2 separate regions of the Homo sapiens genome follow, and region 2 is linked to region 1. The links are chromatin contacts, found by POLR2A ChIA-PET in ENCODE. All regions are on one chromosome and are shown on one strand. The core of a region is the stretch at or near the end of the contact, and the rest is flanking DNA. Distances in the headings are between cores, read along the strand shown.

Region 1 (4,951 bases), core at 295-2,794:
AGGATCCTGATGGAGACCAGTGGCCTTAAGAAATAGGAGCAATGACATAGAGCTGGAGCCATTTGGGTTCCAGAGCTGAGAGCCCTTCCCAGAAATGACTGTCTAATGATTAGCATGGCTTGAGTAGAGAGCAGCCCCTCATCTGGTTTCAAAGGCAGAATATGCCTCCTGCTTATTTCCTTGAATTCCCTAGAAGAGTCTCCTATGCCAGGGAGAGTGTGGGACAGAGCCAGCCAGGTGAGAGTGCAGGGGAGGCCCTGGAAGGCAGGAGCCAGAGGCAGAGGAACAGAGGGAAGAAGGGGGAGGAAGATGACAGAAAGAAAGTGGGCTTGGGAAAAAGAGTCATAACAAAGGAAGAGAAACGGAAAGGGAAGAAAGATAAAAACTGACAAGAAAAATAAAGGAGGCTGGGCGTGGTGGCTCACATCCATAATCCTAGTGCTTTGGGAGGCCGAAGCGGGAGGAGGAGGATCGCTTGAGGCCAGGAGTTCAAAAGCAGAGAGAGGAATTGGGGGGCGGAGGGGATGGGGGTGATGGTGTGGGGAAAGAGAGAGAGACATTTTCTTACGGAAATTCTTAGTCTGGTCTAAGTCCTAAGTCCTTCATAAGGGCATTTGTTTTGGGAAGAGAGGAATGAGCAAGGAAAAGAGGATAGTGGAAAGGTTCTCTGGAGCCTGCTTCTCTCCCGAAGGCCTGATTTCCCCCAAAAGGCAACAGACATCTCTTCCCTGACTGATGGCTCAGACAGTGGGGTCTGTGAGGAGGGTGGAAGGAGCAGGAACTATCCAACCAGAGCATAGAACACTGAGCAGGACATCAGGGCCATTGTCCAGACCCCAAAGCCAGTGGTCTCCCTCCTGACACAGTCAGGACTTGTTAGCTGAACAAGGGAAAGAATGCCTTCTCCCTGACAAAGCTGGAGGAAGGGCTGGAAGCAGGATGGGGCCTGGGTTGTGTTGGCATCTTGGGAATCTCTCTTTAAAATTTCAGAGTTAGACCAGAGCAGCACCTTGTCCGGTAGATTACTGAAGTCTTGCCTAGAGGCTGGGGGAAGGAAGACAGGACCTCTACAGGTCACTAGGTACAAATGTATTATAAACGATTCAGACATACAAAGAGATACAAAGAATAGCATTAATGAGTGTGAAGCCCTGCTTAAGTAAACCACTGCTGCCACCCCCGAAGGTCCTGCTTATGCTCCTCTTCCTCCCCAGGTGACCGCTATTCTGAACTTGGCATTTATCCCTCTTGGGGAATTCTCTACCCTAGGATTCCTGCCTCTCCTCTGTTAGCCTCTGGCATCCCCCCAGCTCCCTCACATCAGGACTCCATTCATCCAGTGCTGCCTGATCGGGCTCCCCCTCCTGCCTGGCCTCTCTCTCCCTGCCGGGATGGCTGAGTAGACAATCAATATTTATGTGAAGCCACCAGGCCTAGCTTCCACAGGGAGGCCCAGCAGACAGAGGCAGAGAGTTGCCATCCCCAGCGTGGGCGGGTTTCAACTCAGACACAAAGCAAGTGAGGAGCCGTGCCGGGCCCAGGTGCCTGGCGTCTCTGGCTGGGCTGAGGCTTACAGGAGCCGGGAGCTGGCCAGACCCTGAGACTCCAGCCCTCATGCCTGGGGCCTCACATCTCATTCTGACAGCTCCTCCCATTCCTGCCTGAGGTTCATAGCTCTTGCCTGTTGACTCTGGTGATTGACCAGGTGAAATCCCTAAGTAAGGCTGGGGGATGGGGTGGGGGGCAGGGAAGTTGGGGGCTGGGAGGAGAATAAGAAGCAACTTATTCACTCCCAGGGTACAAGGCAGCACCACAGCTGTCTGGCTGGTGGGGACTTTGGAGAGCAGTCTATTTGCATTCCAGGGCTCCAGGCCACCCACCAGCAGCCCCCTCCTCTCCAGATGTTTATACATCATGTTCCTGGAGACCCTGCTCTCCAGCATTCTACCTGGGTCACCCCTCCTCTTCTCAGAGTGGCCTCTTGCTTCTGGTCCAGGTTCCGTCTTCCTCAGGAAGTCTCTCTTGGTTAAGCCTCCCTGGCTCTTACTACTTATCCCCCTACATTCCGTCCATTCTCACATGATCAACTGGCACAATGGTCATTTCCTCTTATGAAATTTCAGCCTGTGTGCTGTGAAGTAGCTTTCCTTCCTCTACAAGCTTCTGGATAGCAGGGACCATGGCTGATCCATCTTGGGCGTCTCTCGCAGCCCTTTTCACAAGTGGCTCCGTAAGTGCTAAAGGACCAAATGACCTCTGAAGGTTTCTCAAGAATGGGGCTGCTCATGTCTTATCTTTTCTTGGAGCCAATAAAGGCATACCCATTCTTGATTGTTGAGTGAGTGGAGAAAACTCCCAGAAAAATCACTGCAGCTGACCACTCAATCTCCTTTTCCCACACACTGCTCACCTGCCCACCCCTAGGCCCCCCAAGCAGCAGAAGCACCCACCATGCTGGCATCACGCCGCTATGAAGCCCCTGGCTGATCTTGTTTGGGTTTCAGGAGACTGGTTTGAGGGCTTCTGTACTCATTTATCAGTCTCCACAATGTTTGTAAAAACCACCCAGAATGACAAAGGCAAGATTTCTGCAGCTTTCCTGCTTCCACACTCACAGTTTTACCAGATATTTGATCTTCACAGGTGGATCTCTATTATACAGGTGAGGAAACTGAGGCTTACAGATGGAGCAATTGATCTGGAGCTCCCAGTGTGGACGCAGGTCTTCTGACTCTAGTCTACCACACTGCCCCGACACCGCTCAGCCCCTCTCACCCTCTGACATAGCTCTCACAAACCATCACAGGAAAGGTATCTCCGCCTTTGGGCTGGATACAAAGGTCTTTGAAGATGATTCAAAGCTGGATGCAAGAAAGGAGAAGACTGAGAAGGTCTTTAGGTCTGTGCAGGGCCGCGGCTGCCCTTGGGGTTTCTTGCCACCAGGTGGGGCATAGCAGTTCCTAATAGAGGCCAACTCTGTCAGGCAAGAGGGTTGCCACTAGTGAGCCAGTGATCTTTGCCTGGTGATCTCCACACTTCCTTCCATCCACCAGTAACTAGGACAACGTCATAGACGGTCAAGCAGCACAGATACACTCTGGGAGGCCCTGAGGCCTTCAAGAATCAGCAAGGCCTCCCTAAGCTTAGTCAGACATGAGCAACACTCAGGCTTTCCTTCCCTTGGGTTTTTCCAGGGACCAGGTGGTTACAGCTGCCACATTCTGAGGACTTAGCACAGAGCCCCTCTGCTAAGCACACACCTACATCATCATATAACTTCCTCACTAAAAGAATTCATGAGGAAAGTGTATCCTTGTTTACAAATGAGCCAGTGGGGGCCAGGCACGATGGCTCATGCCTGTAATCTCAGCACTTCGGGAGGCCGAGGCGGGTGGATCACCTGAAGTCAGGAGTTCGAGACAAGCCTGGCTAACATGGTAAAACCCTGTTTCTACTAAAAATATAAAAATTAGCTGGGTGTGGTGGGGTGGCACGTGCCTGTGATCCCAGCTACTCAGGAGGCTGAGGCAGGAGAATGCTTGAACCCGAGAGGCAGACGCTGCAATGAGCCAAGATTGTGCTATGGGTGACAAGGCAAGACTCCGACTCAAAAAAAAAAAAAAGGAGCCAATGGGACACAACAAGGTTAAGTAACTTGTCTGAAGACTTGTAGCTAGTGAGTGGCAGTGTACCCAGGTCTTTCTTGTGTGTGTGTGTGTGTGTGTGTGTGTGTGTGTGTGTGTGTGTTTTGAGACAGAGTTTCGCTCTTGCTGCCCAGGCTGGAGTGCAATGGAGTGATCTAGGCTCACTGCAACCTCTACCTCCTGAATTCAATTGATTCTCCTGCCTCAGCCTCCCGAATAGCTGGGATTACAGGCACACACCACCACGCTCGGCTAATTTTGCATTTTTCGTAGAGACAGGGTTTTTCCATGTTGGTCAGGCTGGTCTTGAACTCCCAACCTCAGGTGATCCACCCACCTCGGCCTCCCAAAGTGCTGGAATTACAGGCGTGAGCCACTGAGCCAGATCCCAAACCCAGGTCTTTCTAAAGCTAATCTCTACAACCTCTCCACTATGCTGCTCCCTGTAAGCCTTCCTACTCATTAGGACTGCATTCCTTCTTGTGAATTAAATTAAAAACAAAACAAAACAGACTGCATCTTGACTAGGCCAGGAAATTTACATTTTGTTTGGCTTTGTTTTTGTTTTAGATGGGGTCTTACTCTGTCACCGAAGCTGGAGTGCAGTGGCACGATCTCAGCTCACTGCAGCCTCTGCCTCCCATGCTCAAGTGATCCTCCCATTTCAGCCTCCTAGGACCACAGATGCAAGCCACCATGCCTGGCTAATTGTTTGTATTTTTGGTAGAGACAGGGTTTTGCCATGTTGCCCAGGCTGTTACTTTTTTTTTTCTTTTTCAATAGAAACAGGGTCTTGCTCTGTCGCCCAGGGTGGAGTGTAGTAGCTCACTGCAGCCTCAAACTCCCAGGCTCAAGTGACTCTCCCAAGTAGCTGGGACTACAGGCACACACCACCACATCTGGCTACTTTTTATAATTTTTTGTAGAGATGGGGTCTCATTATGTTGCCCAAGCTGGTCTCAAACTTCTGGCCTCAAGTGATGCTCCCACCTTGGCCTCCCAAAGTGCTGAGATTACAGACGTGAGCCACTACACCAGCCTATTTTTAATTGTTATTCTTTGTTTTTAATAAGTCATATGTTCAAATAATTTATAAGTTACCAAAAATTATCTTATTAAAAGTCTTGGCTTATGCCTGTAATCCTAGCATTTTGCAAGGCCAAGGCAGCAGGATTGCCAAGGCAGCAGCAAGGCCAACTTGAGGTCAGGAGTTCAAGACTAGCCTGGCCAACATAGCGAAACCCTGTCTCTACTAAAAATACAAAAATTAACCAGGCGTGGTGGTGCAGGCCTGTAGTCCCAGCTAC
Region 2 (5,267 bases), core at 2,308-4,807, 130 kb before region 1:
AGTAGAAATAAAAATCAAAATAAGGCCATACATTAAGATTCTTAACATATTGCCTGGCACATAATAGCCATTTAATGCATGGAAATGTATTAGTATTATTAATTGTGAGACAAAACTAATAATACAAGAGGAACAAATGGGAGAATAATTTAGGACAGGATATAATTAGAGATATTTTTAGGTGGCACAGACCAGACCAGCCTGCAGGCTTGGAAGCAAAGTAGAAAAGGAAATAGAAAAAAAAGTGGAGTTGGCCGGGTACAGTGGTTCACGCTTGTAATCCCAGCATATTGGGAGGCCGAGGCAGGTGGATCACAAGATTCCAGGAGTTTGAGACCAGCCTGGCCAACATGGTGAAATCCCATCTCTACTAAAATAAAAAAATTAGCCAGGTGTGGTGGCATGTGCCTATAGTCCTAGCCACTTGGGAGGCTGAAGCAGGAGAATCACTTGAAATCAGTAGGCAGAGGTGGCAGTGAGCCGAGATTGCGCCACTTCACTCCAGCCTGGGTGACAGAGTAAGACTCCGTCTCAAAAAAAAAAAAAAAAATGTGGAGTTAATTCATGATTCATGCATTCCTTTAAGGACTTACTACGTGTCCTTTCCCTGCTTCATAGCACCACCAGTTGTGATATGCTTATGTTCATTTATGTGTTTGTTTATTCCTGTATTTTCCACTGGACCGAACACCTCAGGAGGACAAGGATGATGTCTGTTTTCTTCCCAGCTATACCCTCGGAGCTTACTATAGTGCCACCCACATAATAGGTGCTCAGTAAATGTTTGTCAAATGAATGCCAGGCCTGCAGGGTGCTGGGATATACTGTAAGCCCTCATCGAGCTTTTATTCTAAAGGGGGAGCCTGAGTAATTTAGATCACTCCTCTGAGGGTGGCTTGGGGACTCTGTGAGAGCAGAAGCTGTCACGCAAAAGGCCCGAGTGACCAGAGAGGAAAAAGATGGGTGGTGGAGGGACCTGGCAGGGCTGGCACAGAAGCCCCCACAGGAGGGCAGCAGGGCACCTGAAGATAGGCTCAGGAGCCAAGGGAGAAAAGAAGAAAAAGGGTGCTTTCCCTTGGTCAAATCAGCGCCCAATTCAGGGCTTAGAGCCTGGGAGGGAAACCCCTAGAGGAGAAGCTGGAGTGAGCAGGCTTTGAACCACCTCCACGCCCACCCACCATGGGCTCCGGATGAGGGATGGGGCCTGGCTCTGGGCAACAGGAACTGGAGTAGAGTCAAGGCCAGACCAGGGAGCAGGACTGAAGGGCTCCAGGAGGTGCCTGTAGCTCTGTGAGGGCCCTAATGGAGAGAAGAGTGATGTCGGAGAAGCTGCCAGAATGATTTAATCCCACTGCAATGTGGCAGCTAATGAATTTCATATCCCCTCCCTAAGCTCAGCCGCTAGAGTAGCCCAAAGACAGAGGAGAGAAGAAGAAGGAGCAGAGAGCAAGGAGGGAGCTTAGAGTGCACAGCCGGAGGGGAGGAAAGGGTTGGCAGATGGAGGAATGGGAGAAAAGTGGGAGGCACGAAGACAGGAGGGAGAAAGAAAAGGCAGGGAGAGGAAAAGAAGAGAAAGAGCCAGAGAGGGAGGAAGGAGGAGGAGGAGGGAGGAAGGAGGAGAGAGGGAAACGGTCTCAGGTCCACAGCAATCAGAGTGTAACAGCCTCAGGAACCAAATTCCCCTTGGCCCACCCTCCCTGTGAATAGAGACAGCAACGGGAGCCCACCAGAAACCTGGACTTAGAGGTCGCTGGCTCCCCTTATCTCTCTGTGTCTTTCCCTTCCTCCTTCTGCCCACACTTCCCCACACCTCCCCACCTCCCCTTTTTTTCCCTCTCTCCAGAAAAAACAGGAGGGAGGGTGGCTGCCCGCCCGGAGAGCTACTGCATTCAGCAGGAGCCCGGCAGATGAGTAATGCTAATGGCATAATAGTGCTAAGGACAACACCTGCCCTTCACCCAGCACCTGTCTCCAAGGAGCCCAAAGCTGTCCTCAAATCCAAATTCCACTCAAGATGGAAAAGGGCTTCTCTGTCTTCCAACAAGGATCTAAATAGAAAGAAGCCTGAATTCCAGCATGAGAGAGGCAAGGTAGATGGAAGGAAGAACTTCCCAACAAGGTCATTTTAGCTTGAAGTGCTAGGCTGACCATGACTGGGGGAATGAGGCACAGTGGGGTAGAGAGCCTTCATTTCTGAGGGTCTCTAAGAAAGCAGAGCCATCACTGTCCTGGGCTGCCTTTCCCCAGGCCCCGCACCACTTCGGTAACTCCACAGCCTTTCATGGAGCCCTGGCCCATGGAGCAGACAGTTGGGGCTGCCAGCCACCTTCCAAAACATGTTTTGCCTTTTTGCCTTCATTCTGTGGCTTGGCTCAACTGGGCCTGAAAATTCCCCACACCTGGGGTGGGCCAAGATGGGATGCTCCATTGCTCACATAACTGTTTCCAGCCCCAGAGCCCTGCTCTGTCTTAGGAATGGCCTCCTGGAATGGGACAGCTGGCCCTGAGGCCCTGAGATTAGCAAGGGGCAGCTCCCAGGGACCATGTGGGGAGGAGGCCATGGCATGGAGGGTCTGGTCTTGCTGCTGCATGGACGCTAGTCCCACCCCAGAGTGCCTCCCAAGAAAGGGCACCTAGGATGGTCTCCCCAGGCATGGCTGGGGTGGCTGCAATGCACTGCAGAGAGGTGACTGGATGGAAGGGGCAGCATTTGTACCCAGTAAATTACTTCCCGAGCTCGTAGCCTCGGCCTGGAGCTCTCTTGGCTAAATCCATTGTTGATGACGCCAAAGCCAGCATAAACACTAGAAGGAAACACAGTGTCTCTTGGCATGGACACCTCATGACAGTGCTCTGGATCCTCCATCGTGCTATTTCACGAGCCACAGCCATAAAAAGTCTTTATCCTTTACTATGTACCTTTGGGGTCAGACAGTCGTTATGGGTCCTGGTGCCCTCAGATCATCCTGTCTGCTTCCGTATTGCTCATTTGAGGCTGTGAGTAAGCTTTTAGCGCAGAAGCAAGCATGCCTTGCTCCATGGAGCACTTTGACTAGTCCCCAGGCCCCTGCTACCCTCTCTGGGCACCGACCTGGGAGGGAGAACAAGGATAAAGCCAAGCGTGGCCCCACTTTCCCACACCATCAGCTGGGAGACTCCCTTCTCTTGGCACTCTTGGGAAATGCCAGGCTGACCAGGGATACACAGCCCCTCTGCCTGAGGCATATTCCACAGAAAGGCAGAGCCAGGCTTTGTAAAGCGTGGGCGTAGGGGTTCAGGGAAAATCCATAAGTGAGTGTGTGCGAGTGGAAGGCAGAGTAAGCATAGGAACAGAGGGGTCTGCTCAGGTGGGCTGCCTGCCAGGGAAGAATGCCAGCCTAGGAGGGCTCAGGCAGTAGACAGGTAGGGAACATGGCTGGTGACATCCTGCAGTAGCAGTTCCAAGCCTGGGAGGCTGGGGAGGGAGTACATGGACTGAGCATGTTCTTGGTATTGGTCTTTGCCTCTGGCTGGGTCATTTGCTTGTGGTGGGGCAGGAGTCGGGAGGCTCACAGGCTCAGAAGGCAGCGGGGTGGGCAGACACGTGGCCCAGCCCCTGAACCCTGTGATTTGGCTCTGAACAAGGCTAGGGCTGTGCACGGGGGGTTAGAAGGAGGGGCCTGGAGAGGCCAAGAGGAAGACCAAGCACCACTCCCCGAGCTGCAGGCCAACCAGTCATTTTTCCAGACTGGCCAAGCAGAACAAAATAAAGGAGAAATAACAAAGAAAGGAGGCCGAAGCTTGTGGGAGAAATGAGGGGAGTGGGCGAGGGTGGGTAGCACCTGCTGGAAGAGATGACAATTCTGTTATTTCATTGAAAGCCACAGTCTGTACCAGGCCTCAGGAGAACACCTTTCCAACCCAGTTTGACACCAGAGCTTATGTGGGCAGGGACAGAGTCATATCATGTCTTGTTAACACACACATAAACACACACTCACTAGCTCAGAGCCTGCAGATTACCATTCATTCTAAGGGCATTTATCAGGACCGCATAGACAGCGTGAATCCCAGAGTCAGGCTGCCTGGGTTCAAATCCCAGCTTCAACCCTTACTGTAATACCTTAACACTTACTGACTGTATGATAACACTCTGCTTTAGCTTCCTCATCTGTAAAGTGGGGATGGTAATAATAGCTCCTACTCCTGAGGCTGTTATGAGGATTAAATGAGCCAATGCCCTGTAAAGCACATGCATGGCACATAGTAAGTACTCTGTAAGGGCTAGCTATCCTGACCATTATTATTTAATTATTTGCCAGGAGCTGGGTTTCTGCCTTGGAGACCCTTCAATCACACAGTAGGCAGACGTGGAAACAAGAAGTAACAGTGCTGTGCAGAGCTGTGGCCCAGGGAGGCACAGTCAAGAGTGAGCTCACTCTGCCCGTGGGAACCGAGGAGAGCCTCACACAGGAGGTAACATTTGATTTGGGCCTTGCAGGATGAATAGGAATTCCCCCAAATGGAGAACAGGAGAAAGAAGGACAGCTGAACTCAGACTGGGCAAAGGCATAGAGGCATAAAAACTCAGGGAACCAGCCGGGTGCGGTGACTCATGCCTGTAATCCCAGCACTTAGGAAGGCCGAGGCGGGTGGATCATCTGAGTTCAGGAGTTTGAGACCAGCCTGGCCAACATGGCGTAACCCCATCTCTACTAAAAATACAAAAAATAGCCAGGCATGGTGGTGCGCACCTATAATCCCAGCTACTTGGGAGGTTGAGGCACGAGAATCGCTTGAACCTGGGAGGTGGAGGTTGCAGTGAGCCAAGATCATGCCATTGCAATCCAGCCTTGGCGACAGAACGAGACTCTGTCTCACAAACAAAACAAAACAAAAAACGCAGGGAACCAGGATCCCATGAGTCTGGTTCTCTGGTTCCACAGGAACTATGAAAGGAAATGAGAATGGCAAGAAAGTCAGGTCAGGCTGCAGGGTCTCAAATGTCATGCCAAGGCATTTGAATTTTATTCTATAAATACCTGAGAGACATTGCAAAATTTTAAGCAAGGGAATTACATGATCAGGTTTGTGTTTGAGGAAATAACACACTTGTTCGGTCATGGAAAACAGATTAGAAGATGAGAAGCCTTCAGGAAAAAAATAAAAACAGGAGGATTTTGCAATTATTCAGACAAACACGCTAAGAGGAGAAAGTGTTCTAGCGCTTCTCGGCTCACTGCCCGATTCCTGCTGGGGCCAGAGTGCAGGATCCTGAGCGCCTACTC

What was found. ChIA-PET counts read pairs that join two places held with the same protein, here RNA polymerase II (POLR2A).
Region 2: POLR2A ChIA-PET joins it to region 1 with 18 read pairs in BJ. The contact joins two enhancer-like sites. POLR2A ChIA-PET finds 5 or more read pairs at or near these places in 2 of 52 experiments (BJ and WTC11).

The regions. Positions count from the first base shown.
Region 1 is chr1:203,590,872-203,595,822 of GRCh38, forward strand. No RefSeq gene overlaps it. Among named protein-coding and RNA genes, the nearest start is that of ATP2B4, 33 kb to the right of the region's middle. RefSeq lists a silencer at 2,856-3,005. Within about 2 kb of position 1,545, at least 5 of the 41 ENCODE cell types and tissues checked have a DNase peak (open chromatin) inside an H3K27ac peak, as active enhancers do.
Region 2 is chr1:203,462,539-203,467,805 of GRCh38, forward strand. No RefSeq gene overlaps it. Among named protein-coding and RNA genes, the nearest start is that of PRELP, 11 kb to the right of the region's middle. Within about 2 kb of position 3,558, at least 17 of the 41 ENCODE cell types and tissues checked have a DNase peak (open chromatin) inside an H3K27ac peak, as active enhancers do.